Regions from separate parts of the Homo sapiens genome. Here region 2 is linked to region 1. A link is a contact called in ENCODE Hi-C data. All regions are on one chromosome and are shown on one strand. Each heading gives the region's core, a stretch centred on a gene start or an enhancer-like site at or near the end of the contact. The rest is flanking DNA. Distances are from core to core; before and after follow the strand shown.

Region 1 (3,081 bases), core at 317-2,816:
GGGACGTGGAGAACTTTTCTGTCTAGCTCAGGGATTGTAAATGCACCAATCAGCGCCCTGTCAAAACAGACCACTGGGTTCTCGGTAAAATGGACCAATCAGCAGGATGTGGGTGGGGCCAGATAAGAGAATAAAAGCAGGCTGCCCCAGCCAGCAGTGGCAACCCGGTCCATCCCCTTCCATACTGTGCAAGCTTTGTTCTTTCGCTCTTTGCAATAAATCTTGCTGCTGCTCACTCTTTGGGTCCACACTGCCTTTATGAGCTGTAACACGCACTGGGAAGGTCTGCAGCTTCACTCCTGAAACCAGCGAGACCACGAACCCACCGGGAGGAACAAACAACTCCAGACGCGCTGCCTTAACAGCTGTAACACTCACCGTGAAGCTCTGCAGCTTCACTCCTGAGCCAGCGAGACCACGAACCCACCAGAAGGAAGAAACTCCAAACACATTGGAGCATCAGAAGGAACAAACTCTGGACTGGACACGCCGCCTTTAAGAACTGTAACACTCACCGCGAGGGTCTGCGGCTTCATTCTTGAAGTCAGTGAGACCGACCCACGAATTCCGGACACAGCACATCCCCCATGCAGGCATCAATCCATACATACAGATAGAGTGTTGATAGAATAGTGCCTCCCGCAGCCAGGCCTTAATCGCAGATAGACATACACATTCATGGACACACATTGCCGCATGTTGATACTTGCAGAGGTATTCATACATGTGCAACCACACCTGTCTTCATTCAATAGGACAAGAATAGCACTTCCTTAAATCTCTTCCATGGGCCACTGCTCCCATGAAATATTTAAAGCCAAAGAAATGTCCAGTGGATACTATTCCCACGAGCAAATATACTAGGGAATACTGTGCAATAATCCCCACTTCTTAGAGTTTCTCAGTGTGCATTAGCCAGCCCTTCATTAAAGCAACACATGTTAATTAGTATCACTCCATATTTCCCACGTTTATTTATTCTTTTCTTCTACTCCTTCTATTCCTGAAACACTTTTGGATACGTGAAAAATGCTAAATCACAGGTTTTATAGCCATTACGGACTAAGATGAATAAGTGGAACAAAAGCAGAAGAAAGGAAAGAAATATATTCTAGCTATTCATAGACTGTGAAGTATGGACAGAATAACTCAAGAAAACAAAGTATCTATCATGAAAACAGTATGAAATCTGCTTAAAACACATTTAAGTCAAGCAATTTTTAAAGTTATTTATTTTAAAAATCTTGTTCCTATAACCAGAAGCTCTGTGTCAAAAAGTAGTTTGTTTCTGAAAACAGTCAGTGACTAAGATTATTGCAAAGAACTTAAATTTCAATGTATGTGAACTCCAGTGACAGTGAAGTTAAAAAAAGAAAACAAAGAGTGGGAAGATATTTCTCTCTTCAAAAAAGGAAGAAAGAAAGAAAACTTGCAGTGAAAATTCTGAGAGGTAGGTAGAGTTTCTTTGAAATGAAGTATCAATTTTGTTTCTAGTTTCATGGCAAAAAAATAAAGTGAGTCTAAGAAAGTGTTTCCAGCAAAGCAGTAACCACAACCTTCTTACTCACCCATATGCCTGACTCATGTGGCTGAAGGATGAGTGTCATCACAGTGAGACATGATCTAAGGACATTCACAAATATAGGTCACACATACACCAGAAGATTTTAATAAGTAAGCAATTGAGAGAGAGAAAAGCCCAACATGTGTCTCTTTGAAACCATAAATGGAGAAGAGGGAGAGGACCAGAATTCATTAAGGACCAGTAAGGGTTGGAGAGAAGGTATCAAACTAGACAAAGACTGCTGTTTTCATTAACTTCTTTCACAGCATTATTCAAAGACATATTATCTTTAAAGTGTTTGGCTGTACTTCCATTTTGATAAATTTAAAAAGAGAGTTCTACTTTTTATTGTGAAAGCTAAAAATGGAAAAAATGATCAGTCAGGAATTCAGATTAAAACACATTTCTTATCAATCAGATGGCCCCAAGCATCAGGTGTCATCTGTGGTCCCACTCACTTATCACAGGTTCAGCCCTTGTGGGTTAATTAGGCAAACTTGCACACATGGAGTAATAAAAAAAAATCACAGGGTGAAAAAATGACCGTAGTATCCTTTGAGGCATTTCTCCATTTTCTACTGATAAGATCTTGATCATTATCCTTTGCACAGACCACTGAGCTACGGGCTGTCCACCAAGAATACACTGAATGATGAGGTCAGATTATTCTACACAGGCATGCTTCATGTTGCAGATATAATATTGAATCTTTCCAGCAACACAATATGTGGCCTTTTCCCATAGGCTATGAGTTTATCCTTCTATAAAAAGAGCATAATGCCTGGCCATCTGAATAGCTCACTTTGCTTCTTTGATTTTAATCAGTACTGTATATTTACCTAATTCCAGAGGCATTAATGGACTCACGTATAACATTGTTAGTGGCAAAGAGCAGGTCCATATAATTTGTTGCCCAAACTGAGATACTTCTGAGAGTGAAAGAGGAACTAGTAAGATTCTTGGGCAATGGGTGTAAAATGAGATTTTCCTGGACAGTTGGGGATGTATGGTGGCCTATAAAGAGGGGACTGAATCCCAGACCCTAACATTGTCTCGTACTTACAAAAATAACATGCGGAATTTCAGATCAAAAAAAGCCAGTTAAAACTTCTATTCTGGATAGTTCTGGCATTCCCCTCACTTCCTTTCTTTACCTGTTCCTTTACCTATTCCTGTACTGTCTGGCTATGATCTTATATTTAGACACTATACTTCATCCAAGTGAATCTTCCAATATTTTACTGAGTTTTAGTTAAAATCTCCATATAGTCAATTTAAAGTTCAAAGGGAGCATGATAAAAAATTCTAGTAACAAACATGTTTTCAAAAGATGTCATAAGGTCAAAGAATGGCTTTTTTCTCTGCTCGGGCTTTTTAAAAAAGAGAAGCCACGATGTTCTGTTTTTAGAGCTATTTGGATTTCTATTCTAAAAATAAAAAATAAAAGACACCACATTGAGAACATGTAAAAAATGAAAGAAAAATTCAGGAGATTTACACCAAAGAAACTAAACCCA
Region 2 (2,830 bases), core at 286-2,785, 120 kb after region 1:
GCAGTGAGCCGAGATCATGCCATCGCCTGGGCAACAGAGTGAGATTCTGTCTCGAAAAAAAAAAAAATTCACAAACTAAAAATTATATGTGCTTACTTTCCTGGAGATTAGTGAGAGAATATGAAAGTAATGACAGAGGAGTTTCACTTTTTACTCTGCATTCTTCTCTATAATTTGGATGTTTATAATAACATGTAGTTGTAGATTACTTTAAAATGTATTTAAATATAAAAAATTAAAAGAGGTCAATCAGGAACATGCTACAAAAATTTACATGTTGTAAAGGTCTGGACTAGAAACTTTGGCACTTAGAATTGATAGATACAGGAAAAAATCCCAAAGGAATATAAAACAAGTGATTATGAATGAGCAGCGAAACAGATGGAAGAGACGATGTGACACCAGGATTTCAAATCTGAATGACTAAAGGACAATATGTCCTGCAACATGTCAGAAGGCAGAGTATAATAACAGTTAAGAGTGACAGCATCTCATTAGGAAGTTATTTAACCTCTCTATGCCTCAATCTCCTCATTTGTAAGTGAGAATAATAATAATTTCCTTATAGCCTTGTTTCAAGATTAAGAAGAATGCTGCATGTAAAGTGCTTTATGTCTCGACACATTCATGCTCAATAAATAGTAGAGATTTTAAGATAATTAATTGAAGGCAGATATTATCAATTTTGTTTTAGGCATGTTGGATTTGAGGTCATGCTGGGACACGAGTGAATATGTGAGCATGACCTTATTTCTTTGTTTGTATTAACAGTTTCATCCCAAGTGACTCTTCTGTCCTGCCTGCTGTTCTGGACTAGGACATGCTGCCACCAGGTGGCAGTAGGCCATTTTACTAATCCAAAAAGGGAAAGGAGAGCTGTCCTGTGATTAACTGGACGTGCTTTATTTTATGAAAAAGGCAGTGAGCCTTAAAAAAAAAAATTGCAGTATAAATGAATATCAACATTTACATAAGATAAATATCTTAAATATTAATCAAAATTTAGGGAAATCAACATGTAAATAGATGTGTTACCTCAATTAAGGTTTTGTCATTTCATCTAATAGAATCTTATTGTGCCTCACTGACGTGTACAAACTAGGTTCCTAGGTAACTCATAATTCTTATCAGATGAAGATAATTGCCTCTTACACTTTTTAAAGAGAAAACTCATGCCCAGCAACTGATGGCTAGGATTTACAAAAGTTAACATATGACTTCTTTTTATAATGTCTCCTTAAGACCAAGGCAGTCAGCCTTCAAGTACTATAGACAGATCCTAAAAAAATAAACTCTTAAGACTAGTTCCAGGAAAAAAAAAAAACATCCTTCCAGAAAATGCAGAAAGGAAACTGGGTCGATCAACTTGGCCTAACCAGTCATAGGGAAAGTAAGCTAGGATGATTTCCCTGTGGGAGCTCAGGGTTAGCAGTGTCTTTCATGTTTTCATCACAGTTACACATGTTATAATGGGTAAAACACCTATTGTCCTCATGAATGTGACTTGGCAGGCATCGCTGTCACCCACATTGGCAAAACACCTTCAATTTGCAGGGCACACTCATAACCACATTTAGTCATTTATGGTATCTAAATGAAAGGCTTGATTCATGCCCCTTGAACTATTATGGTTCGGTATGACTCACCTGCATCTACCTGTGTTTCCACAACACTATGAAGAAAATCTCTGTGAGAGTTCTTCCTGTCAAGGTAATTATTTCCCTCCCTTTCCACAAAACCTTCTTCGGCTCAGTATCCCCTTGGTTCCCAGGAAGTTAGCCCTGCTACTCTTTCCCACTCACATGGAATGATAAGGACAAAGAAAAAAAATAATGCTCGCAATTATTTTGTTATTCATTCCTTCCTTTCCATTTCCCTCACCATAACCCTTGTCTAATTCAACATCGCCTCTTGGATTATGGAAATATTTTACTGCCTGTTCTCTTTAACATTAACAATTTATATTTACTGATCACATAAAAGGAGGCAGGCACTGTTGCTACAAGCTTTACATGCATTTATCTCAGACTCTCCCCCTTGCTCACACCACCACCACTAGATTTATCATCTCCCCACATACACATAAATAAGGGGTATTTTGCTTATGGAGTAAAACCTCTATTAACCTGGAAATTCAGGCCTTCCACCATCTGGACACAAGCCACTTCTTCAACTTTATCCTCCCTATATCAGCCCTCTGTTCTAGCTAAATTCACACTGCTATCACTACTTATACTGGCAATACTAAAACTTGACTGCTCAGAATTCCTACAGTATTCAGTGACTACTCCTCTGTTTTGATATGTAGCATACAAAAGCTAGCGATGCATTTTAAATTCTTGTTTAGATTATTCTTTGTTTACACTTGAAGCTACAGACCTCCCCAGCATAAGGACAGAGTCTGATAACTTCACATATCTGTGGCATGAAGCACTGGCCACATGCCCTGTGGAGCTGTTAAATAAATACTTGTTGATGAAACATTAATACATTGTACTTCAATTTGGGCATTTTATATAGTCTTCTGGTTTATACTGAACATTGAACTTTAGATAATGCCTGTGTTTTTGTGTAATCTTTTATTTGAGCTTGCCACATAGCTTGCAGTATAAAGTGTTTATGGGAGAAGGCTTATCTGCTATGGACCAGTTGCAACACAGTTTCTAATGTTAATTGGCCTTAGACCACAGATTTCAATCTGACCTCTCTCTTTTCCCCCAAAGAGAACACTTTCATGTGAATGTAAAGATCAAAAATGAAATTGATTTTTCTGTCCTTTAAAACACAAGCATATCAGGGCTGTACACATGTAAAAAATTTGTGATAAAGT

What was found. A loop is a pair of places that touch in the nucleus more often than their neighbours do. Pooled maps may share reads with other maps.
Region 2: a pooled map shows a loop between it and region 1 (10-fold over the local background). The contact joins two enhancer-like sites. A Hi-C loop is called at or near these places in 17 of 37 single-sample maps with no recorded cell type and 11 of 50 pooled maps.

What each region holds. Positions count from the first base shown.
Region 1 is chr6:115,889,730-115,892,810 of GRCh38, forward strand. No RefSeq gene overlaps it. Among named protein-coding and RNA genes, the nearest start is that of FRK, 170 kb to the right of the region's middle. RefSeq lists an enhancer at 1-173. Within about 2 kb of position 1,567, at least 2 of the 41 ENCODE cell types and tissues checked have a DNase peak (open chromatin) inside an H3K27ac peak, as active enhancers do.
Region 2 is chr6:116,010,161-116,012,990 of GRCh38, forward strand. The region is part of intron 1 of FRK (fyn related Src family tyrosine kinase); the gene reads right to left. Among named protein-coding and RNA genes, the nearest start is that of FRK, 49 kb to the right of the region's middle. Within about 2 kb of position 1,536, at least 9 of the 41 ENCODE cell types and tissues checked have a DNase peak (open chromatin) inside an H3K27ac peak, as active enhancers do.